6 separate regions of the Homo sapiens genome follow, and regions 2, 3, 4, 5 and 6 are each linked to region 1. Evidence: chromatin loops called from intact Hi-C (ENCODE). Cell type or tissue: heart left ventricle. All regions are shown on one strand. Region 1 overlaps SNX18 (sorting nexin 18). Region 2 overlaps LINC02998 (long intergenic non-protein coding RNA 2998). Region 3 overlaps LINC02998 (long intergenic non-protein coding RNA 2998). Region 4 overlaps LINC02998 (long intergenic non-protein coding RNA 2998). Region 5 overlaps LINC02998 (long intergenic non-protein coding RNA 2998). Region 6 has its middle 31 kb from the start of LINC02998.

Region 1 (4,000 bases):
TTCTCCCTCCTTATCATGCCTGTCTGCAGTATACCTTTATAGTGTTGATGTTGAGGAGTTTGGGTAGTACTGAGGAATATATTTTATTATTAGTTTCTTGGCATATTCAGTTTTGTTTCCAAAGATATGATCAATCTCTAATATTTAATAAAGCTAAATCTAGGTGGCAGCAAGTTGAGGTTTAAAAGATTTAGGTTTACCTCTTGCGACTATTGCTAAAAGGAAGACTGTAAAAGATTATGAGAAATACTGGTTTCATCCTTGTTTAGGAATTTGGACTAAATAAAAATGGCTAGAGGGAGTTCCTTTAAGTGAAATGTCTTTCTTCTAGAGAAAAGGTGTAAAATAGTGTTAAATTGATTTGTCGATTTGGGCTGTGTGAAGCAGGGAGGCAGGACTAGATAAGTAAATAGGCAGTCCTGTTTTCTGTACTCTTAAATATACAGACTCTACTTCATCGCTCTCTAAATGTTCCAGATGGAGCCTTTTTTCAATAAAAGCCCCAGGACCTCAGGAATGGTATACCAGTAGTGGGCCTGTCAGTCTTGCTGGGTAGAATTTCACCATTGTGCTTCCTTTTACCACTAGTAGAGTTGGCCTGATGTCCTTCAGACATTAATTAAAGATAGCTGGAGTCCCAGCAGGGCACACAAGGTAAGGCTGGGCCACACGGAGACCCTTCCCTGTCTGCTCCCCATTCTCCTGTAGCTAAAAATAGCCCTGAAAGGGTGGTGCCAGGAATACAGAGAAAAGCTCTAAGAAGTTGGGGCTGTTTGCAAATTCATCCTTATTTTTGAAACCTCTGGGCTAGAAATTGAGGCTGTTCATTCTTTTTGTTTTCACTCCATCTTTAGTTGAACCCATTTCTCCTCTCCCCTGCATTTACCCCCAGCTGTTCTCTAAAAAGACCTCATGTCTCTAAAAAGAGAACAGGTCTGGGGCTTACCCTTTGCCCCAGTTTGTGTTTTCTTAGTGAAAATAAGGTGACCGTTGGTGCTTTCGAAATACACGACTCAGTTCCTTGGTTAAAATATAAATGTGACTGCCCAAGGACAGTCTTGGGCACGAAACTGGGTGTGGGCACCGCTCATACCACACCGTCAGGGGTTTCTCAGACTTCTTTTTTGAGCCACATAGCCTTCAGAGTCATGCCGACCACAGTGGGACCGAAGGGAGGCAGAGGACCTGCACTCCCACCCTCCTCCCAGTAACTCAGGGAGCCTATGAGGTTTCCTTGTTCAGCAATGTTGTCCTGTCTGGCCATCTTAGGACTTCTAAGCATAATGCCAGAACCCAAACAAGTGAGAAGTTCTGTGATTCACTTACAAACACTTCCCTTGAACTATTTAATATGTTCCTTCTCTTTGGGCTGAATAAAAAACTATTATTGTATTACCCCATGTATTTTTAAATCAAAGTTTAAATATCAAGTTAGATTTAATTTGCCATATATTTTTGAAGCTCTGTATCATTAACTAAAGGATTATAAAGTGGCAGAGTAATGCTGAGCTCTGTTTGACAAGATTATATCCGGAAGGCAGACGTGTATCATGTCTCATATTTATACAACACAGACTAGAATCTGGCCGCTCTGCCGGTGTCTGCAGGAGGGCTGGGTAGGCCTCTGGTCTTAAGTGAGTTATTTGACTAGCTACAGAGACAGGTCAGCCAGCCTCGGCAGTTCCTTGTGCCAGGATTCTGAGAGCCTGGTGGATGGGCCAGTCTGCCCCAGGAGTTGCACCAAGGGGTGGGACTGAGCTGGGTCTGCTGAGGAAGCTGTGCCAGTGAAGGGGCAGCATGCCAAGCCAAGAAGCCGTGGGTGCAGAGCCTCATCGCAGTGGGAGCTGGCCTGTCGGGACCAGCATGGGCTCTGGAGGGCCAGTGTGTGGGCATGGAGGAGTTTTGGACAAGCTATTTTAACCTGCGTAACGCTCACTTATCTTTGGCCAAGTGGGGGCACTTCCTCACGAGGTCAGCATGAGAATTAAATGTTATAGTTCATAGTAGCTAGTCACTAAATGTTTATTTTTGAAAAATAGATGGGTGAATTTAAAAGGAGATGACAACCAGGCATGGTGGCACATGGCTTTAATACCAGCTACTTGAGAGGCTGAGGGAGGAGAATCACTTGAGCCCAAGAGTTCAAATCCAGCCAGAGCAACACAGTGAGACCTTGTCTCTTTAAAAAAAAAAAAAAAATTAAGGGCGCTCTCCTTTGAAGGACAATTCCAGTAATCTTATCATCCCTCCTGGCAACCTATTGCCACCAGAATTGTAGGCAAAAGTACAAAAGCTCAAGGAGTCTTCAGTCTAGCAATTAAATATCTGCTTTAATCAGTTCGCCCTGTATTGCACACCGGAAGTAATGGCAACTGGGATAAATGTAGATGTTGTTTGGAGTCAATCGTTTGTTGTTGTTCACATTGAAGAGTGTATGTAAACTGTCTCCTCCTGGCTCCCCTCTAACCCAAATCACGTGTTCTGGTGCAGATCACTTAATGTTTCTGAGCTTCAGTTTCCTCATCTGTAAAAGTGAGGTTCATTATTTCCTAGGTACTATTTTGTTAGTTGACTTTTTTAAAAAAATAAGAGTAGTCTTAAGTATCCAGGAAACTTTTAGACATTGTTTCAGGCTGATTTTAATAGTGTTCTCTGTCTACTTATGTGACTGTTTTACGGGAGCATGAAAAGCCCTTATCAGTTGATGTGAAAGAACATTTATGCACGTTTAGTTCAGATCAGCAATCACGCATTGCAGGCTTACCTCACTAGGAACTTCGAATGTAAAAGTGATTAATACCTGGCCTGCTGCTGCCTGGTGAGGGTTCCCGGGTGTTCTGAAGCTGTGGTATGGTAGACAGCTGGAGCGACTTCTCTCTGACCCAAATTAATAGGACTACCAAAGAGATAAATTATGACAGTTTTTTAAAGATGGAGTCTTGCTCTGTCACCTAGGCTGCAGTGCAGTGATGCGATCTCGGCTCACTGCAACCTCTGCCTCGCGAGTTCAAATGATTCTCCTGCCTCAGCCGCCCGAGTAACTGGGATTACAGGCATGTGCCACCATGCTTGGCTAACTTTTTTATTTTTTTTAGTAGAGACGGGGTTTCACTATATTGGCCAGGCTGGTCTTGAACTCCTGACCTCAAGCAATCTACCCACCTTGGCCTTCCAAAGTGCTGGGATTACAGGTGTGAGCCACCGTGCCCAGCCTCTGATATTGATCTTATAGCTTGATTAAACTTTAATTTGAATGAGTTTTAGTTCACTTGTCATTTCTGTACCTTTTCTTATGACTTATCTGTCACTGTGATTTGACTTTCCTCTTCTGCTAAATAAATTGTTATTTAGCAGGTAAGGGGACAGTGAAGGAAGGGGAGATAAAATCATTAGATTTATTCATAGGACCCTCTAAAAGATAAACTAGATTTTATTCAACAAATACGTATGTACCCATCATCGTCCAGGCACTATTCAAGATGCTAGTGTTGCATCAGTGGCCAAAACAAAGATCCCCACCCTTGTGGAGCTTGCAGTCTAGCAGGGTGGAGACACTCAATGAAAAACAAACACAGGAGGTAAGTTTTGATGTATGTTGGAGTTTGGTATGTGCTAGGAGAAAACAGTAGAGCAGGGAAAGAGGGCATGGGAGGCAGGATGAAGTACTAGTAAGAGTGCTCAAAGTAGGTCTCATTGAGAAAGTGAGATTTAAGCAGAGACCTGAATCACTCTGGAGTCAGGAGAGTCGTCCAAGCAGGTATCTCGGGGGAGAGCTTTTCAGGCAGAGGGTTTAGCTAAAGTAAGGCCCTGGGGTGGACATGTGCCAGGCAGGTTGAGGAACAGCAAGGCCAGGTGGTTGAAGTTAAGAGGATCCTAGGAGATGAGGTCATGGAAAGTCAGATTTGCAAGGCTTTGCAGGTCACTGTTAGGACTTGGAATGAAAGCCCGAGTCAGATGGAAGCAATTACAGGATTTTGAGCCAAGGTATGACATCCAACTG
Region 2 (4,000 bases), 180 kb after region 1:
TCTTCATGGCTTACCAGTTTTGATACCTTATTTGAGGAAAAGAAAGTCCGCTATTTTTTCAATATAGTAGAGACATCATTTGCAGTGACAGGAAGAAAATTCAGGCCCTCCTTGTAATTAGAGAGCCGGCACATAGTAATTACATGAGAAAATCCTCTCAGACATAACAATGTAATTGTAACCATCCAGTGTAGGATAATTTTCCTTACCTAAAAAGTGCCAAACACAATTAATGTTGACTAACTTCCAAAAGAATAATGAACTTTCATCTCTCAGATTCAAAATTACTCCAGCCTAGAGAGACGAGTTCTTTATTTCGGGAACTAGTCACCCGCAAATGGACCCTCATGACATAAATGAAACCCAAAACTCTTTTAAGTGCCAGATTTATTTCCGTGAGATCAATTTAAACCAAAAAGATTTCATTCTCTCAGAAAAATTATTCCTGCTTCCTTGCAATGCTGTGGTTTATAATAGAGTTATTATTAGCTTTGACCACAATTATGCCACTCTGACAGCTCCCACCTGCCTGGACCAAGAGTGACTTCTTATCCCTGGAATGCTGGTTACTCTTGTTCTTCATGCTACTGGGCTGGCACTCAGCATTGCACAATGATGCTTAGCCTTTTATGGGCATAGCTATTTCCTCAAGGAGACTGAACTCTTGGAGGACAAGGACCCTGCCTTGGTATGTCTTATTATAGATCCCGGAAGTGCCCAGTACTGGCCCCTTTTATAGAAGATGCTCAGTATTTGTTTGTGATGGTAATGATGATTCATGTTTGACTTGGGTGACAAATTAATTTTATTCATTCTGTTTCCTCAACCCCTAGCACATTGCCTGGCCCAGAGTAAGTACTCAAGAAAAGCCTACTGAATGAATGAACAAATGAATTAATGAATCATTCGAATTTTAAAAACTAGTTAGAAACACACACATACAGAATGGAGAACATTGTGAGCAGATTATTTCTTAGCCTTTGTTTTTAAAAATACAAAAATAATCTCACTTTCTTTTCTTTTCTTTTAGTTGACCACAAGAAGATAGGCTGTGACTTAATTGTTTTAGCCAAGTGCTGTTAAATCTCACGCTCCTTTTTCTTGACTCAGGAATACAGAATATAAATATAGAGTGCCCTCCTATCTCCCCAGTGTCATTGCCTTGCTCTGTGAACAAACCCAGAGGTCCAACGTTTGTGGAAGGCCGTCTTCTACTCACTTCAGAAGACGAATATGACAATGTGACCCATTCCCTGAGATGGTGAGTGCATAGGACATTGGAAAGCTGTCTTTGACCATAACAAGAGGAAGATGTCAAAATGATGTAAAGAAACAGGTTTGAACTTCAGCTAAAAGTTAAATGACCAGCACTGAATTCACATTGAATCCCTCCTTTGCTAAAGTATTACTTACCTGATTAGACATATTATCCACTAAGAGTCCTTCCAGCTCAAAGATTCAATGCAGTATAGTAGGAAATAATAGATTTTAAAATTTGAAGACCTGAGTGTCAAATTCTAGTTTCACCTTTTACAAGTTGTGTGACTTTGAGTAAGTCACATAATCTGTCTGACCCTTCAATTACTCCTGTGTGGACTGGGATGTACCATTCCTGCACGATTTCTCACAGGATAACCCGAGTCTCATTGAGGACATGCATATGAAAATGCCAACCACTAGTCAGATGTTAGACATTAATTGATAGTTAAGGAAACAGGGGCCCTGAGAAGATAAATATCTTCCCAAGAGACTCTAGAGATCCTCTGGCTGAGCACTTCCTGAAGCATTTCCTTGCCAACAGTGTTAGTTCCACAGAACACTCATTTCACAAGTGGCAATAGCCATGACATAACATAATCATTTTAAACAAGTATGGGAAATTCTGTGCTGAACAAAAATAAGCACATTCGTTAACTGCAGGACTTATCAGAGCCATTAACATGGTCATGTCCTTTGTGACTCTCTAAGCATTTCCTCCTCTTAATAGACAAGCTGTCACAAGATTAGGATTCCATGGAGCACAACATGGGAAATGCTGACCTAGTTTATTGCCTAGGTCTGATTTCACAGTCCTCTAATTCAGTGCTACTGCAAGTACCCAAATACCAGGTTGGTAAATATTTGTTCCTCATCTGTGATGAGAAAAAAAGCTTATGAAATTGTAAATCAACAAGTCATCAAAAAGTCTTGCTACCGAGAAAAAAAAAAAAGAAAAAAAGCCTGTCAGTGGAACGTAGTGAACTTATTCTGGTGCAAGCTCCACCAGTGTGCATACCAGCAGTGGTCCCCAGACTATGCTTTGAGTAACATTTCTCTAATTAATTGGATAAAGATGCAGCTTTAGTGAAAAAGCAGAATCTAAAGAAAAGAAACCTTTTTCATACCTTGTGCTTGGCAGCACATGTGAAGTCTGGAAGTTGTCTGATTCAGAAAGCTCCAGGCTCCCAGCAGTCAAAGGGTTGGCCATCAGGCAGATTGGATTGCTGGTTGGCAGCGTCCACCCGAGCCTTCCTAACTTCAGTTGCTAGTGCACTAACTGGACACAACCCTTAGTCATCACACTGGAGAGATGATCATCCCAACAGGATACAAAGCCAAGCCCTGCAAGGCTCCTTTCCAGACAAAAGCTGATCTAACTGAGCTGTACAAAGGGCAGGCAAATTAACTTCCTGTTAGCTCTGTAAAAATACTGGGGAAACTCTCCCTAAACAATAATCCCCAAGTGAGGGTTTCCATGAGAAAAAAGTGATGCAGTCAAATGAGGGAAACTGAAGAGTTTCAAAAAGGGCTAATTTGCAAAGATGTACTGGGTTAAAAGGAATAGTGATTGTTAAGCATGGAGTGCTATTACCACCCTTAGAGGGAAGGTCATTGGACCTGGAAGCTATGAAAGAGAGCTGCCTGCTTGACGGGCGCTTGGCCTTAGATCGTGGAACATGGACTCTGAGACTCACAGCCCTGCAGGGAGGGCAGGCAATGCCCCAACCTCACTTTTCCCTCTCCATGCAGTCTTTGCCCGTGCATCTCATTGGCTCTCTAACCAGAAGCCAGGGGACAAAGGAGCTTGTCGCTATGGTCCGTAAATGCCTATCGGCACAGCAGGGTGGACAGAGGATCTGGAAAGGTAAATGAAAATCATTCATCACAGCTCACCCCGTGTGCTCCTCTGTGGCTCTCGGCTTTGTGAGCAGCACATGAAGGGTGCTGGCCAGTGTGGAGAAGTGGAGAGCAGATCTGGAAGGACAACTGAAATCCATCTAGCACAGTGTCATTCTCTTCTGAGCTCAGAAAACAAATTGAGTTACAGTCGTGAAGGCTTTTGGTTTCTGTTGGCCTCTCTTGTCAAGACTTTTGCCAATCCAGTCATTTTTCTCCCTTTCAATGCTTTCATGGTGCCAGGGTATCAACATGCCTTTGTGCTGATCACAGTTTTTTCAGAATCCAATTCTCAAGACAAAATTAGGGTGGGTATGTTTACACACTAAAAACTCTGCTAATAAACACTAATATTTCAAGTATCCATCTTACTTATTTAATTTTTCTCTCATTTTTAGAGATAGGGTTGATTTGATGTTATTTTCATGTACTCAGACTCCTGATTAAACACATTTTCATGGTATAAATCTATTACTCTCTACCTAGCTACTTCTTAAAGCCTTTTTGCCTTTAGGGTTCTGATGACGTTATTACTGTTACAGACACATGGATATTAAGTGTTTACATTAAGCATCTGTCTGTAGGAGTGAGGCTGTGGATTCAGGCTGTGCAAGCTGTGAAATGCCTGGATGTGAGTGGAGGAAATGGCTAAGTAATTGCACTTTGTGCATACCCATTACAGCACTTAGAGTGGGCATAATGCTTGGTTGGGTGTCTGACCAGAAGCCCAGGAGAGAAGAAACTCCTTGGAAATAAATACTCTGTATTATCTTTCTCTGTATTACTTCCATTCTCTCCAATGATTACCAAATAGATTTATATTGACTAACTAACACAGTGACAG
Region 3 (4,000 bases), 130 kb after region 1:
GGGGGATGTTTGGTCCTTGTTGTGGTTTGGGCAATGTTCATATTTTTGTCTGTGTTCACACATGATACACAGTGGTCTTGTTTATATCTTGATCTATCACGGTCAACAGAGTGACCTTGAAGATCCTGATGTTCTGAGAAATTGTTTACATTCAACAGAAGAACACTATGACCCATCTCTAAGTGCCAGGCTAGTTCCTAACAACAACAAGACCTAGCTGTAAGTGTCAGGCCAGTTTCCAGAGGTCAGGCTGCTTTTCTCATTCTTATGTATTAGCATGCTCTGTAATAGAATTTAGGTGCAGACAACAGACACCACTCTAGCTGTCTCATGAGAACATGACTTAATATAGGGAATTAGGTGCTTACAAAATTGTTGGAAGGACTGGAATAACAGCTCTGGGCTTGGAATCCAGGAACAACTCCAAGAACTGCTGCATAGAGCTAGTCCTCCATGGGAGCTGCCAGCTATTCCTTCTCCACCTTTGTGATTGTGGTGACCGCTGCTGAAATTCTTGGCTCCAGGAACACATTAGCTAATTTGCTCTTCAGAGATCAGGAAACTGTTGCTGCAACTATTACTTTTATTTATTTATTTATTATTTTTAGATGGAGTCTTGCTCTGTTGCCCAGGGTGGAGTGCAATGGCACGATCTCAGCTCACTGCAACCTCTGCCTCCCGGGTTCAAGCGATTCTCCTGCCTCAGCCTCCTGAGTAGCTGGGATTACAGGCATGCATCACCACACCTGGCTAATTTTTGTATTTTTAGTAGAGACGGGGTTTCACCATTTTGGCCAGGCTGATCTTGAACTCCTGACCTCGTTCTTTGCCCACCTCAGCCTCCCAAAGTTCTGGGATTACAGGCATGAGCCACTGCACCCAGCCTACTTTTTAAAAAATGTTTTATTTATTATATTTGTATGTGTTATTTTATTTAGAGATGGCATCTTTCTGTGTCACCCAGGCTGGTGTGCAGTGGTGAAATCACAGCTCACTGCAGCCTCAAACTCTTGGGCTCAAGAGATTCTCCCACCTCAGTCTCCCAAGTAGCTAACTAGGACTGCAGGCTAATTTTAACTATTACCTTTAAAGCCGTACAACACCTGCTAGGTCCATAGTAACTCCTCTGAGTCCTGCCTCTTGGCTGTCGCCAGTAGTAACCAAAGCAGCACAACCTCTGCTACCTCTGCCACAGTATAACCCAACATTGCAATGACCACCTTTGCCAACAGCAGCGGCACAAGTTCCAGTAGCCTATTTGCTATATCACTTCCAGTTTCCAGATCTCACTTCTGCAGTCTGATTGCCTTAACCCAAATCATATCCAAAACCCTAGCTGCAAGGGAGTTTGCGAATCATATGGTTTAGGTTCTCCAGCCGCTGCAGTAGGAAGCCATACTATAAGGAGATTGGAACGGATGTTAATTTCCAAGCCAGCCTGTTCACCACCGGCCCTAACCAGAAGTAAAGAGGCCTGGATCTAAGCCTCATCCAGTCACTAATTTGCTATATAAAGTTAAAAAAATTCTCACCTTTCAGAGACTCAGTCTCCATGACCAAGTTACACTGGTTGATAACCAAGTTTCTTTCTGATTCTAGAATTTTATGGCTCTATTATGAATTTTGTTGAAGTTTTCTTAGGTGTATTAATTTTGAAAAGCATTTTCCATACTTTTTAACATAATAATGTTTTTCTCATGAATACCCAGAGTAAGACTAGGAAACCTCCAAGATACCCCCTAATGAGTTTTACCTCCCAGTATTGTCACCCTCTCATGTTGAATATGGCTGACCTGTATAACCAATAGGATATTGTGCAAATGACAGTATGTGGCACCTAATTACAAGGCTAGGTAATTAAAAAATTGCAGCTTCTATCTTTGCTCTCTCTTGGATCACTTACTCTGGGTGAATCCAGCTGTCATGTCATGAGGACACTCAAGCAGCACAATGAAAAGGTCCACGTGGTGGGGACTGAGGCCTCTTGCCAACAGTCAGCATCAACTTGCCAGCTATATGAATGAGTAAGCAAGCTGCCTTGGAAGTGAAGGCCTCAGTGCATGTCAATCCTTCTGGAGACTCCACCCCTGGCTGATATCTTGACTGCAGCCTCACGTGAAGCTTTGAGCCAGAACTACCCATCTGAATCACTCTCGAATTCCTGTCTCACAGAAACCATATGAGATCATAAATACTGAATGCTGCTTTAAGCCATTAAGTTCTGGGGTAAATTGTAATTATGCAGCAACAGAAAATTAATGCATTCCCTGATTAGTATACAAAATAGCATGAGAATTGCTGAATTTTATTTCCTAGTCTCCAGGATCAACTTTTATTTGCTTGTTCTTTTCTGACATGAAGCTGGTAGCCTTTGAGACTGTATCTCTAGACATCAGAAGTCATTAAGAAGTGTGTAAATCTGAATTAAGATTAAGTACTTATTTTCTGAGATTTAAAAAAAATGTGGTAATGGGCAGACAGAAAAATTCCTTATTGTTAACATTCTAAATAGTAACTATTTTCTCAGGAAAAATGCCAGGCATTTGAAACTTATCATAGGACTAATATAACCTTTAATAATAAAGCTAGCTGGGCATGGTGGATCACACCTGTAATCCCAGCACTTTGGTAGGCCGAGGCAGGAGGATTGTTTAAGGCCAGGACTTTGAGACCACTCTGGTTAACGATAGTATGACTGCATTTCTCATAATAATTAATAATAAAATAAATAAATAATAAAAATAAAGCTAACGAAAGCATAATCGTTGAAATGATTCCTTCATAGATATCCCAATCAACTCTGCAAAATGACTCTTTATCTTAATGAAGGAACTATGGTGTGTTCAGAGGTTAAAAAACATACCCATCTGTTAAGGAAAGATAAAAGTTGCTTGCTAATGAATTATTTTGGATTTTAATCTAAAAGGCAAAGAAATCAGTCTAATTTCTTGTAGTTTATGATGGTTTAAAGTTTCATCTAAGAAAGAAAGCTTAACAAAACTTGTTATATATTTCTTGACTAACTTTTTATTTATTTATTTTTTAAATTGAGATGGAGTCTCTCTCTGCCACCCAGGCTGGAGTGCTGTGGTGCAATCTCAGTTTACTGCAGCCTCTGCTTCCTGGGTTCAAGCTATTCTTGTGCCTCAGCCTCCTGGTGTAGCTGGGATTACAGGCACCTGCCACCACCCCTGGCTAATTTTTTTGTATTTTTAGTAGAGACAGGGTTTTACCATGTTGGCCAGACTGGTCTCGAACTCCTGACCTCAAGTAATCTGCCCACCTTGGCCTCCCAAAGTACTGGATTACAGGCGTGAGCTACTGCGTCCCGCCATATTTCTTGACTAACATTAATTTTTATTAATGCTCTTTTCTCGATCCTGCACCCATGTCTGGTAAGGACATAGTTACTTAGAGCAGCAAACTTCCACTTATGAAAAACGAGACTGAGTGAGTTATGGAGAAGATGTTAAATAGAAGTCTGAGTTGTAAGTACCACAGACTGTTTATGAATTGGCTTGAGAAAAAAAAAAAAGAATTTACTGGACAGCCACTTTAGTGTCCTGGAATTCAAGTCACAGCCAAGTTTGGATAGAGCTGAGGCCTCGGGCACCAATGGAGCTGAAGCAGGAAACTCTCAGCTCTCTCCCCTCGCCTCACCTCTGCCGCTCTGGATGCCAGCTTTGTCTTCCGAAGACTGGCTTTCTTTTTGCTGTAGAAAACATGGTTGTTGGCAGTTCCTGAGTTTCATACTTTTCAGCTTTAGTCACTGAAGACTTGTTCTCTGGTTTCAAATGCCAACTTTCAATGAACTCTACCAGTGGCAGGTGGCCATGTTGATCAACATGGCTGCTCCTGCAGTAGTTGGGGAGGGAGAGAGATTTCCCAGAAAAATAAGTGGGTTGGGAAGACAAAACCATACGTACCATATGTTAGGTTTCTAGGGCTGCTGTAACAAACTACCACAAACTGGCTGGCTTAGACATCAGACATTTATTAT
Region 4 (4,000 bases), 210 kb after region 1:
GGCTGGCAGGGAACTGAAGTCTACTACTCAGGGATAAGCAGGCACTGTGCCTTGTCCTTGTAATAAGGAGGGTTGTTTGGCTAGGACACCTTATCAGTAGGAGCGAAGTGTGTAGGATGATGCAGTTAGGACATCAGAGGCCCTCCCAGTTTAGATGTCAAAGTAGCACATCATTGTTATTTTAAGCCTTACACTACAACAGACATCATATAAAGACACTTACCAATTTGGACCAGGAGGCACAGCTCCCATAACTTCTATCGTCCATCACTTTTTACCCCTGCTCGTAAGTCAAACAATAAAGGAAAGTCCTCTCAAAGTCTTAGACAGAATTAGGAGTGCTAAGAGCATTGTTGAGGCCATTCCTAGCCTTCCTTCTTGTTCAGAAACTACAGATCGAAAGTCAAGGGGCCCTCCTTGGCAGCCTGCAGCTGGTGGCTGCCCTGTCTCCAGCAAAGGTTTTTCTGACTGTTCAGGCACACAACTGTGACTCCCCACGAGCAGACCCACTTACGTTTACCAAGACAAGATAACAGAGTCAATTAGCCTTGTCAGTCACTGTGACTATAACTTAGAAGAATAGAAGCCCACTGATCACACTTAATGAAAATACAAGGTGACAAGAAAGTCATCTGCAGCTGTTTATGGACAAGAATTTGGGGAAAATGTATTAAGAACAGTTATAATTAGAGATACACACAAAAACAGATATGCTATATGCTATATTATAATAAAATTGACATTATAATATTTACTATATTTACATACTGAATACATTTAAAACAATAAAATTAAGTGAAAACATTTTTGTTGTGCTTTTCTGTTCAGTGATACTGTCTGGTTTTTTTATTAAAGTTTTAAATGTTAAATGATGACATTTCAAATACACAGCCAAGTACCAAAATTATTAATAGACACTCATGTACCAACCTACCATATTAACAGACATTAACATTTTGCTTTACTTGCCTTAGAATCAATTTTCTCTGTTTTAAAAAGCAGAAAGCATTAAGCACAGATAAAGCACCCCCATCTCATCCTCTACCTTTCTCTCCAGAGGTAACCATCACCCTGAAGTTAGTATGCTTCTTTTCATGTATGTACATTTAAACTTATGTTAATATTATATAGACATGTCCATAAATTATATATACTGTTATTTTGTGTGCTTTAAATATTTATACAAATACTAGAAACCATATGGTACATTTCCTTTTGTAACTTGCTTTTCTTGCCAACATGTTTTGACATTTATCTGTGTTAATATATTTAGATCAAGTTTGTTCATTTTAACTTTCTGTAGTATTTTATTACATGAATAAATGAGTTTATTTACTCATTTGCTTACCGAGAACAGTGGTGTTTGTTTTTTCTTTGTTTTTGAAGCAACAAGAAATATAATAGAAACAATCTATACTGCAAGGAAGATTTTGTCCAAGTCTCCATGGGCACATATGTAATAGCCACTGTAGGCATTAGCCCTATATTTGATAGATGGAAAAACATTTATTTTTGATGGCTCAGCTTAGATAAATATGATATATTCACCGTTGTTGTTGTTGTTGTTTTAACAAATCTTCTTTTCATGATTCTTCTAATAACATTAAAAAGTTAATTTTTCTTTCTTATGGAAGCATGAAATATAAGTTCCCTGATAAACACTATTACCCAAAATTCTTCAAACGAATTTGTGTCATATGTTTTAATATATAAATATTTACACCACTGACATTTAAAATAAAATGTGGGTAGATACAGGGCATTTAACATTAATATACTTCACACATTTACCTGTGTAACAAACCTGTACGTCCTGCACTTGTATCCCAGAACTTAAGATTAAATTAAATTAAAACATTAATATACCCAATGATTGCTGATGGCTAGCTTACTTCCAGAATAACTGCAGGTTCTCTATTCCTCCACCTGGGCCTTGCACAGTTGTTTCCACGAGTTCCTTGGGTGCCTGAGATGCTCCAGTGAGCTGCTGCACAGTCCTCTCATGATGTCTGTGTCTGGCCTCCTCCTCAGTGTCTGCTTTCCCTAAGCCTGTGAGGATTCATCTCATCCTTGTCTCAGAGCACCCTGGCCTCTGCAGCTGTAGATGCCCTGGTCTAGAGTCCTGCTTCCTGGATCTACTGTCCTCTCAACTGACGCTGGACAGGAGCCAGCCCCTGAGCCCTCACTGTGACTAAGCTGTGCTGAGTTCCAGGAAGAAGTGGAGGAAACATTTCTCTTCCCAATTCAGTGTCACTTGGGCCTGAATGTGGCACTAGTTATGCCTAAACCCCATGAAATATAACAAAGCCTCTTAAAACCAGGCTGCTGGGCTTACGGGTCTAGCCCCTCTCTCCATGGGGCTAGGTTGGGGAGCAGCCAGTGGTGACCATTGTCCTTATTCTCTTCACTGTCCTTTCTCTACCAATCTACTCCACAGGCATCCCTGCATACAACTCCCTCCTGGCAGCCCCATTCTCTACACAAATACTCATGCAAATACACTTCCGAGAGCCAGCCCCACATAACCTGATAGGTCAGTTCTAGATTTCTCTTTGGGTACAGCCAAGATCCCTGCCCACAGATACAACACACAACACACACACAGTCGACTTACCCCACACCACACCAAACATACTATCAGTATCTTCAGTCTTCAACAGCTCTCTCTCTCCTGGCTCCTTCCCACGGCTCCTTCCTGTGTTTCCACGTGTTCAAGTCTCTTTCATCCTGAACTAAACAAACAACTTAGACCTTCCATAGACCTGCCTCCTCTCTACTTCCCCAACTCTCTTTCATTCTTCAAGGACATATATTTTTCTTTTAACCTAATTTGAAAATTTTACTGATGTTAACTGTAGACACATCAGTATTATTTAATGTTTACAGTGAACATATATTCTATTTATAACTAAAAAAAAATCATAGACTCCATGATGGGTTGAATTATGTCTCTCAAAAAAGAAAAGTTCAGGTCCTAACCCCCAGGACTGCACAGTGTGATCCCATCTGGAGATAGGATAATCAGATTAAAAAGAGGTCATCGTGATGGGCTCTAATCCAATAGGACTGTTGTCTTTATAAAAAGGGGAAATGTGGACACAGACGTACGCACAGGGAGAACACCGTGTGAAGATGAAGGCAGAGATTGGGATGATGCTTCCATAAGCCAAGCTACACCCCAAATCATCAGCAAACCACTAGAAGTGAGGGGGGAAGCTTAGAACAAATTTCTCTCTCAAAAATCTGAGATCAAGTCTGACTTGACCTCACACTTCTAGCCTCAAAACTGTGAGACAGCAAGTTTCTGTTATATAAGCCATTCAGTATTTGGTACTTCATTTTGGCAGCCCAGGACACTGATATTGTCTCTGAATCTCCATTCCCAAATTTCAGTGGTGTCCTCCACCCATCTCTCTCCACTGCCTCATCTCCCATGCATGCATCCACTCATCGATACCAGACCTCTGTGGTCATCATTCTGCTGTCATTTTCTCATCTAAGCCACCAATGACCTTGTTGCTAATACTGATGGAACATTCTTCAGCTCTTTCCCAACCCCTCTGCAACATTTTACCTTGTTTCTCTGTCCCTTCTTTCTCTTGTCTTCCATGGCACTGCACTGCCGAATCTTTCTCCTGCTTCTTTGGTTTGCCTTAGTGCCCTTTGGATTTCCCTCCAATTGCCACTTCCTTAAGTGGAAACGTTCCTCGGGGTTCTAGCTCAAGTCCTCTTATCTTGACAGGTTAGCCTATTCTTGAGGATTCTTATCCATTCCTGTTGGCTTTAAGCATCATCTGTCATCAGAATCTCTCATTTAGATTTTTCTCCCGGATTTCAGGCTCCTTCGTGATCAGAGCTCATTTGTTTGATGGAAAAAGAAACCCACTCAAACTAGTATGCGTGAAAGGGGGTTTCTTGGGTGGAATCAGGGTTACTTGACTGCTGTAAATAGCGAGAATTACACACCTCACAAAGGAGGGACAGAAGACTGGAGAACAAA
Region 5 (4,000 bases), 190 kb after region 1:
AGTGGAGAGTAGAATGACGGTTACCAGGGGCTGGCGGGGAGGAAGAAATGTGGAGACATTGATCAAAGGGTATAAAGTTTCAGTTTTGCAAGATGAGTAAGTTCTGGACATCTAACATACGTCAATGTGACTATGGGTAAATTGTGTGAGGTGAAGATACGTTAGTTAGCTTGACTGTGGCTGTCATTTTACAATACATGTGTAAATCAAAACACCAAGTTGTATACCTTAAATGTGTACAAGTTTTAATTATACCTCAATAAATTCTGGCTATCATTCCACAATACATACATATATCAAAACACCAAATTGTACACCTTAAATGTGTTCAATTTTTTTATTGTACCTCAAAAAAGCTAAAAAAAGTCATGAATAAAAAGACTAGAAATTGCCTGGAAACAAAAATGCTTTCAATCTATCAGGGATTCTTAACTTGGGGTCTGTGGCTAGATCTCAGGTTCCAGGAAACTGGATGAGAAAAAAATTTATGTCTCTATTTTTACTAAGCTATAATGAAAATTTAGCCTGTCCCTCTGTCATGAATGTAGGTGTGATAGTTGGCTTCCCATGTGGCTCCAGGGACCCCCCTCCTGATGTTCACACACCCGTGCAGTCCCTCCCTTGGAGCCCCACATTGGTCCTGTGACATACGGCACAGGAGGAGTGATGGCTGTTACTTCCGAGATTAGGTTATGAAAGGGTGCAGCTTCTGACTGGGACTCTTGTTCTTTTTCTCCATCACTCACTCTAAGGGAAGCCAGCTGCCATGTCTTGACATGTGACAAGGAACTAAGGCATCCAGCCAAGAGCCAGTGAGAATGTGAGACCAGCCAACAGCCACATGAGTGAGCTTGGAAGTTGGAAGTCAATCTTCCCGCCTTCAGATGGCTGGAGTCCTGGCCAACAACTTGACTTCAACCTCATGGGAGACTCAGAGGAAAAACGCCCAGCTAAGCCCCTCCTAGATTCCCAACCCTTAGAAACTGAGTGTGATATTTGTTATTTTTGAGTTGCTAAGTTGTGTTATGCAGCAATAAATAACACCATAGGCAGCAAACACTGTAGTATTAGCAGTACCTGTGATTCTATCACTTTATCACTAAAATATTTTGTTTATTGATTTTAATATGACTGGTGTCCTTTATGTCCTTTATAATTCTATGTATGTATTTAAATTTTTGCATTTAAAAACATTCTTCTGAGAGGGGATCCATAGGCTTTACCAGACAGCCAAAGGGCACAAAAAAAGGTTAAGAACCCTGAATTTGCAAGTCATAGTTTCTTCCTGGTGATGTGCAGGGGGACAAAAAACACCTCCCAAAGGTGTAATTAAATTCTGCACAGACCACAGCGGCAGGATCTTCCAGGGGTTGGGGCCAGCTGTCCGCTGTGGGGACAGGGATGAGCTTGGTGGGCTGGGCAGGGCTGTCCTCCTCCACAGGAGGGAGGAGCAGCTTCTGCATCCAGCCTGGACTCCTCCAGCACCAGCAGTGCCTCCTGCCCACACTTTGCACCAAACATAGCTCTCCCTTCCCTTTTCATCCAGTGTCAGAATTGCTCTTTTAATTGGCTGACAACCCTGAAGCCGGGAGAATGCAGAGGAATGCAGTCAATGTGCTGACAGCCCGTGTGAGAGTCAGCACAGAGCACCCGCTGGGCTGAGCAGCAGGAGGTGGGCTCCTTCCCAGGGTAGTCCAGAGAAGGAGCTGAATGTGAAACTCCTGTTTGGCATTTCCTGGCCCAGGACAATGGAGATCATCACACCTCCCCTTGATCCTCAGGAATCTGGATGCTCACTGTCTAGAGGGGACTGGACCCCAGAGGCATCTCCCCAGCCCTTCATGGAAAAGTGACCGGCACCAGTACCTCCATTTCCAAGATAAGAGTTTGTGTCCCTGGTCCTAGAGGTTCCAGGCGGAGCTAGGAAAAAGTTAGAGAATGTTGGCCACCTCCAGTGTCAGTCTCAGCTTACAGATGTGGACACTGAGAGCAAGAAAAGTGAAGTGTCTTCTCAGGGTCACAAAATTCATTTGGCAAGAGTCAAATCAAAACCCTGGTGTCCTGACACACTGTGCCTGTCTTATTGACTGTTATATTTCTAAGCCCTGGCAGAGGGCCCAGCACATAGAATGTTGTTGAAGGCATGAGTAAGCACACCCAATCTGAGTGTTCTTTCTGTCCCATCAAACCTTTCTACACTTTCACACAAGGACATGGAAAAAACAGTGGGCCTGGGTGAATCTCTTCATTTTAATTTTCCTCTTTGTCAAAACGAATGGTAAGTTGTCTCCCCATCTCTACTTCCTCCTTTTTCCACTTCAAAATCTAAAAAATCACCCATATTTTGGCAAGCTGTTAGATTACAAGAGTGAATTTTGTTGTAAATTTGGTAATCCTAGGATCATTACTAGTTTAGCTGTAAAATGAAGAGGTACTCTAAGACTATTATAACAAGACAGGAAAGATAGTGCTGGGGACTCTCTGTGACCCATGATGAGACGGGAAGGATGAAGGAGGGACCCCCCACCTCCTCTGAGGCCAGAGCTGAGTCACAGGTATCTGAAGAATTTGTATCTCCCCTGCCTAGAGCAGCGCCATTCATGCATTACATATAGTAGGTGCTCAATAAAGATTAGTTGACTGCTGATTGACTGACAGAGTAGTGAAAGCACCCTGCGAGCTGACCCTAATGGTGGTCACCACAGCCTCCCATGTCTTCTCCCTGCAGATGAGATAGGCCACCAAGACGTGAAGTCCTAAGGGATCCAAGCCAGAGCCAGATCTCCAATGTGCCCTTCCAGGCTCTAGTAATGAGGATATGAGAAGCCCAGGGTGGCAGAATCCAGGTAGACCTCTGTATTGCACATGTGTGCATATACATGCCTTGCCAATGTGTACCTCTGTAATCAGCTAATAGGAACTGGTAGACATCTATAGAGGACAGCCAGCCAGAACAAAGCCGTGGCATCATGATCCCAAAGCTGAAGGAGTTTATCTTCACCATCTCCATTACTGGTCGTAAGTCTTAAGGAGCCACATGGCCACATTGTGGCTTTCAAAAGCAGTCCCTGGCCTTCAGTTTTTCAATGAAGTATACCTCATAACACACAGACACACACACACACACAAAACATATATATATAACACTTATGTATGAAAAGTATACTCTTTTATCTAGAAATATTCCCAGAAAAATCAAGGAAGAAAAACATCAAACATAAAAAAGTATATTCTATTTTAGTGTGTTTCCTTTTTTCCAGTCTCCTGAAAATCCTTGGATGCAGGCTAAGTTGATGAGTTCATGAGTTGGATACAGTATGTGTTTTGAATTTTTATAAAATCCTTGGAAGATTATACCGGATAAGGCAGTTTTTTTCTTCCTGTGACATATTTGAAATAGAAGGAAAAACAGGAGGCATATGCCCCTGAATAGTTTAAGGTAATGTGGTTTTAGCCATTCAGAGCAATAAATATTTATTGACATCCTACTATATATAAGACATTGAGCAAGTGCCTTACAGAGTCAGAAATGAACATGATACATCCCCGTAGATAAGGATTTGTGCCTCTGGGTACCTATAATCTACTATATACACAACAAATGAAGTGTATACACAAATGATAGAAAATGCATGCAGAAAGTGCTAGATGCAGTAAAAGACTCCAAATAACATATTCTGGAATGACAAAGAGCAATTTTAGGAGAATGAAGGGATTAAAGGGTGAATGAGAGGTGAGACTGAGGAGACATAAGTACAGGAATTTAGAGTTAAGAAGGTGAGGACAATATTGAAGTGAATGGCAGGGCCAAAGAAAAAATTCTCTCCAAAGGGGAAGTATGGAACCCATTTCTACCATCCAATCATGTGCTCTCTCTCTCTCTTTCTCCCTCTAGGTTGCAGAATCAAATGTACAAAGCTAAAGGTTAGCATGCCAAAGACCATTTTTTTATTCTCAGAGACCTGAGAAAGGAAGGTTAAAGGGTCCTATGACCAAATTA
Region 6 (4,000 bases), 250 kb after region 1:
TTCTCTACATATGGAAAGAGTCTAAATGCAGAACTGAGACCGAGTAAAAATAAGATGTGAAAAGAAATAGAGAAAGAGTTCTGCTGGTATTGCTGCTGTCCCTCCCGCATCCAGCACAGTGATTGGCATGCAGTAAGTTGTCAATAATAGCTACTGAATGAGTAGAACAAAGTCCTAACAACTGGAACACAATCAAATGTGGATAATACTATTTAGAATAAGAACTCGAAATAGCGATGGTCCTTATTAACCTGTGTTCCTTACGTTGTGCACGCTGTGTTTGTCTACATGTATCTGTGCTCCTCGGGTCTAATGTTACCCATCTACCTGATTCTTTCTTTTTTTCCGGTTTTGTTTTTTTTTTTTGGGTTTTTTTTTTTTTTTTTTGAGATGGAGTCTTGCTCTCTCGCCCAGGCTGTAGTGCAGTGGCACGATCTCGGCTCACTGCAGACTGTGCCTCCCAGGTTCAAGCAATTCTCCTGCCTCAGCGTCCCAAGTAGTTGGTATTGTAGGCGTACTAATTTTTGTATTTTTAGTAGAGATGGGTTTTCACCCTCTTGGCCAGGCTGGTCTCGAACTCCTGACCTCAAGTGATCCACCTGTCTCGGCATCCCAAAGTGCTGGGATTACAGATGTGAGCTACCATGTCCAGCCCCATCTACCTGATTTCTAGGGATGACTCCTTGTTCTCTCCTACCCAGTTGGGTATTATTCCTGTAGCTAGAGCACAGTTAATTTTATTTATTATTGTTACAGGCCAAGGTCATTTTCCTAGAAATAACTGCCTTACTCCATTTTTCTATGAATGAGGTATTTATTCATAGATACTGCAACTCTTCCTTGTTTTATATCCCCCAGGCTGTTTAAATTGGCTCTCGTCTTACCTTTGTGCCTCATATTTACACTTAAAAAATTTTTTTTTCAGTGATTTTAGAGTTTTACTCTTAGAAGTGGTTCGTGTACATACCCTAGCTGCGAAAACTGGCAAATACATGAACTACCTACATGAGAATCACTGCAGAACTTTTGAAACTACACAAAGCTAATGCCCTGTAGCCCCTTCCCACAGGATTAGAATACTTGGGTTTGAAGCATGGAATTTGTATTTCTAGAAAGCTCCACAGATGATGTCAACACACACCTAAGAGCCACTGGGATTTACAGAGTATTTGGGATTAGAAGTAACCAGGTAGGCTCACGTTCTCCTGGCCCTCAAACCTCTAACACCGTTCTTGATGTCAAACCCTTAGGAGCGCAGTTTACAAGGATGTAGAAGAGTTCTCTTATCCCTTCCCAAACTTAGCTTTCAAGGAAAGGTGCAGATTCCACCATACATGCTCACCAAGGAAAAATGGCCTCCTTCTCTCCCCCAGGTCTGAGCTGGGGTCCTTAAGAGATGGTGCCCTAGGAAGTCTGTGTATTGCCTAATCAGTGGGGACAATGAGACCTGGGGTGAATCTGATGAACTTTCACCTTTCCTGTTCCCTCTACAGGAGGAGCCATTAGATTAGATTCCTAATGTACCACATTCCACCAAGGAGGGTGAGAAGGCACGTCTGAAGCCTGAAACAGATGTGTATTAGAAACAGCCTTATAGCCAACTTTCCAAGGATATTTCTTAGGAAACTGGAAGAAAAGCCTTCAGCTGGCCAGCTCTGCTCTGACCAGGCTGGGATGGAAGGAGCTTGGAAACTCCAGAACATAAATTGGAAGAGTATTTCACTTAAACGTCATGCTTCATTTTAATTTTGTCTGGCTGAAAAAGGGCCAACTGGGAAATAGTTTTTTATTTCCCTCTGAGTATAGCCAATGAAAGCATGGATTTAGAATAATTGTAAGGGGCAGTGGGCGTGTCTTCAGTTCTGCAAGAACAGTTTGCACAGCGGCAAAAGGGAGTTTTCTGTGTGCTTTCTTCCAATGCGGGTGAGGGCTTGACGTCAGCGGTGGCTCAGAGCATAAAGATCAGGTCCCACACCCTCTCCCAGCACTCACAGAGCCGCCCTGCCACCCCACCCTGGCTGCTTCTTCCCAACATGGCCCCTTTGGGGAGGTGCCAGTGTTCTGCCTGTGAAAGAGAAAGCTGTGCAAAGGAAGGGTGGAGTGCAGCATGTGGGCCGGGATGACAGACACAGGCCATCATGTTGCAGGGCGGACTTGGAGGAGATGGAACAGACTTTGTGGTGGCTGTAACTTTGGCATAAAACCTTTGTTTCCATCTTTGCTCTGAGCTGATTTAGAAAGTTTCTCTTTCTTAAATAGGAATGTATTTTAGATGTGTAAAATCTGCTTACCATATTCTCTTTTCCTAGTTGCTCCCAACCAATTTTGAAAACCTATTTTGTTCGAATTGTGCCCATTTCTAGTCCAGTTTTCGAAAAATCCATGTCTTGAGAAGCAAAGATTATTAGGCCAGAAACATTTTCTTTCAGGTGGAGATTTTCACAGCGAGTAGATTGTGAGTCTGCCAGGATAATGTAATTCTAATTTGGCCATGGGCACCGTGACAAGGAGACCATTCCCACAGAATCGTGTTAGCACTGTGAGCATACCTTGAGCTTCCAGTTCATCACTTTTCTGTTATGGTTCTGCTGCTAATATGAGTTGCTGGTATCTAATCTTGGCAAGTCATTCAACCTGTTAGGCACTCAATTTTTTCATTTGTAAGAGGAAGGTGATCATTTCTATTCCATCATCAAGTTGTTATAAATATAATATTGTGAATGTGGAGGTGCTTTGAAAAAGAAATGCTAGACATGAACTTTAAAATGTTCAGGGATAGAGGAATGGAGATTATGAGAAAAATTCCAAGGGAAGCAATGAATTCAAAAGCACCATCTGCCAGCTACATGCTCACTACAGGGAATTTCAGACTCCCCAGCCCTGCAGAGAAATGGAAGATCCAATTAGACATGTCACAGAGCAGCAATGGAAAGATGTTTGGGTGGACAGTGCTTTTTTATGACTTTTATTTAATGGTGCTCACAGACCAAGGACTATAACCCTCTGTCCCTGCCTCTGGTTCTCCCCAACTTCAATTCACTCTATTCCCTGCTGTTAGACCAGAAACAACTCTGACCATAGAAATCAAGAATGCTAGAACTGGCGGGGAACTGTGAAATCATTTTATAGATAAGCTGGTTGATTTGTGTGTGTTGCCAGCTCTCTCACTCCAGACATCAGTGACCACCCCAGATAATTATTACCCTCTATGATCCATACGTAATTTTATCCCATTTCCTTTTACCACTCCCATGCTCCAGTCAAACTGGAATATAGCCTGTTACTTGGAAATTGTATGCTTTTTCAGGACCAAGAAAGATGGGAGGGGCAACTTAAGTAAAGGGAAGAGCATGGTTAAGAGCACAGAAGAGGATGATATAAATATATTCAAGTGAGGTCAGGGATGTGGACCGGAGGAGCTGAGCACTGAAAGATGCTGTCTTAGTCCATTTCACTGCCATAGCAGAATACCACAGACTCAAACAACAGAAGGTGGCTTAAACAACAGAAATTTATTTTCTCACAGTTCTGGAGGCTGGAAGTCTGAGATCAGGATACCAGCATGGTCGGTGTATTAGTCCATTCTCATTCTGCTAAGAAAGACATACCCGAGACTGGGTAAATTATGAAGGAAAGAGGTTTAATTGACTCACAGCTCCACATGGCTGGGGAAGCCTCACAGTCATGGCAAGGGATGAAGGAAGAGCAAAGGGGCATCTTACATGGTGGCAGGCAAGAGCACTTGTGCAGGGGAACTCCCCTATATAAAACCATCAGATCTTGTGAGATTTATTCCCTATCACAAGAATAGTATGGGAGAAACTGCCCCCGTGATTCAATTATCTCCACCTGGCCCTGCCCTTGACACATGGGGATTTTTACAACTCAGGGTGAGATTTGGGTGGGGATACAGCCAAACCATATCAGTCGGGTTCTGGTGAAGCCCTCTTCTTGGCTTGCAGATAGTTGCCTTCTTGCTGTGTCCTTATATACCGGAGAC

Evidence for each region. A loop is a pair of places that touch in the nucleus more often than their neighbours do. Peaks named below come from ENCODE experiments on the same cell type or tissue, not always from the same donor. Only the 100,000 strongest peaks of a DNase experiment are listed, where the experiment ranks them.
Region 2: it touches region 1 in a loop (4-fold over the local background); 24 of 110 quality-filtered maps call a loop at or near these places.
Region 3: a loop joins it to region 1, with 3.0 times the contacts of the local background. A loop is called at or near these places in 55 of 110 quality-filtered maps.
Region 4: it touches region 1 in a loop (2.9-fold over the local background); 34 of 110 quality-filtered maps call a loop at or near these places.
Region 5: it touches region 1 in a loop (4-fold over the local background); 23 of 110 quality-filtered maps call a loop at or near these places.
Region 6: it touches region 1 in a loop (2.5-fold over the local background); 15 of 110 quality-filtered maps call a loop at or near these places.

Annotation. Positions count from the first base shown.
Region 1 is chr5:54,523,195-54,527,194 of GRCh38, forward strand. All of the region lies in intron 1 of SNX18 (sorting nexin 18), which reads left to right. Among named protein-coding and RNA genes, the nearest start is that of SNX18, 7.4 kb to the left of the region's middle. In heart left ventricle, no CTCF peak of the experiment used is centred here; a DNase peak (open chromatin) is centred at 1,757; H3K4me3 peaks cover 1,939 bases; H3K27ac peaks cover 2,580 bases.
Region 2 is chr5:54,700,783-54,704,782 of GRCh38, forward strand. The region is part of intron 1 of LINC02998 (long intergenic non-protein coding RNA 2998); the gene reads right to left. All of the region lies in intron 1 of LOC105378969 (a long non-coding RNA gene), which reads left to right. Among named protein-coding and RNA genes, the nearest start is that of LINC02998, 41 kb to the right of the region's middle. In heart left ventricle, no CTCF peak of the experiment used is centred here; a DNase peak (open chromatin) is centred at 2,499; H3K27ac peaks cover 402 bases.
Region 3 is chr5:54,656,178-54,660,177 of GRCh38, forward strand. It overlaps LINC02998 (long intergenic non-protein coding RNA 2998), which reads right to left. Exons shown (of 3, transcript NR_104658.1): 3 at 3,981-4,000. Among named protein-coding and RNA genes, the nearest start is that of LINC02998, 86 kb to the right of the region's middle. In heart left ventricle, no CTCF peak of the experiment used is centred here; a DNase peak (open chromatin) is centred at 2,004; H3K27ac peaks cover 961 bases.
Region 4 is chr5:54,736,113-54,740,112 of GRCh38, forward strand. The region is part of intron 1 of LINC02998 (long intergenic non-protein coding RNA 2998); the gene reads right to left. LOC105378969 (a long non-coding RNA gene) reads left to right here. Exons shown (of 3, transcript XR_948330.3): 3 at 1-1,354. Among named protein-coding and RNA genes, the nearest start is that of LINC02998, 6.1 kb to the right of the region's middle. In heart left ventricle, no CTCF peak of the experiment used is centred here; a DNase peak (open chromatin) is centred at 2,159.
Region 5 is chr5:54,717,999-54,721,998 of GRCh38, forward strand. The region is part of intron 1 of LINC02998 (long intergenic non-protein coding RNA 2998); the gene reads right to left. The region is part of intron 2 of LOC105378969 (a long non-coding RNA gene); the gene reads left to right. Among named protein-coding and RNA genes, the nearest start is that of LINC02998, 24 kb to the right of the region's middle. In heart left ventricle, no CTCF peak of the experiment used is centred here; DNase peaks (open chromatin) are centred at 773 and 1,543; H3K27ac peaks cover 2,375 bases.
Region 6 is chr5:54,772,989-54,776,988 of GRCh38, forward strand. No RefSeq gene overlaps it. Among named protein-coding and RNA genes, the nearest start is that of LINC02998, 31 kb to the left of the region's middle. In heart left ventricle, no CTCF peak of the experiment used is centred here; a DNase peak (open chromatin) is centred at 2,033; H3K27ac peaks cover 1,362 bases.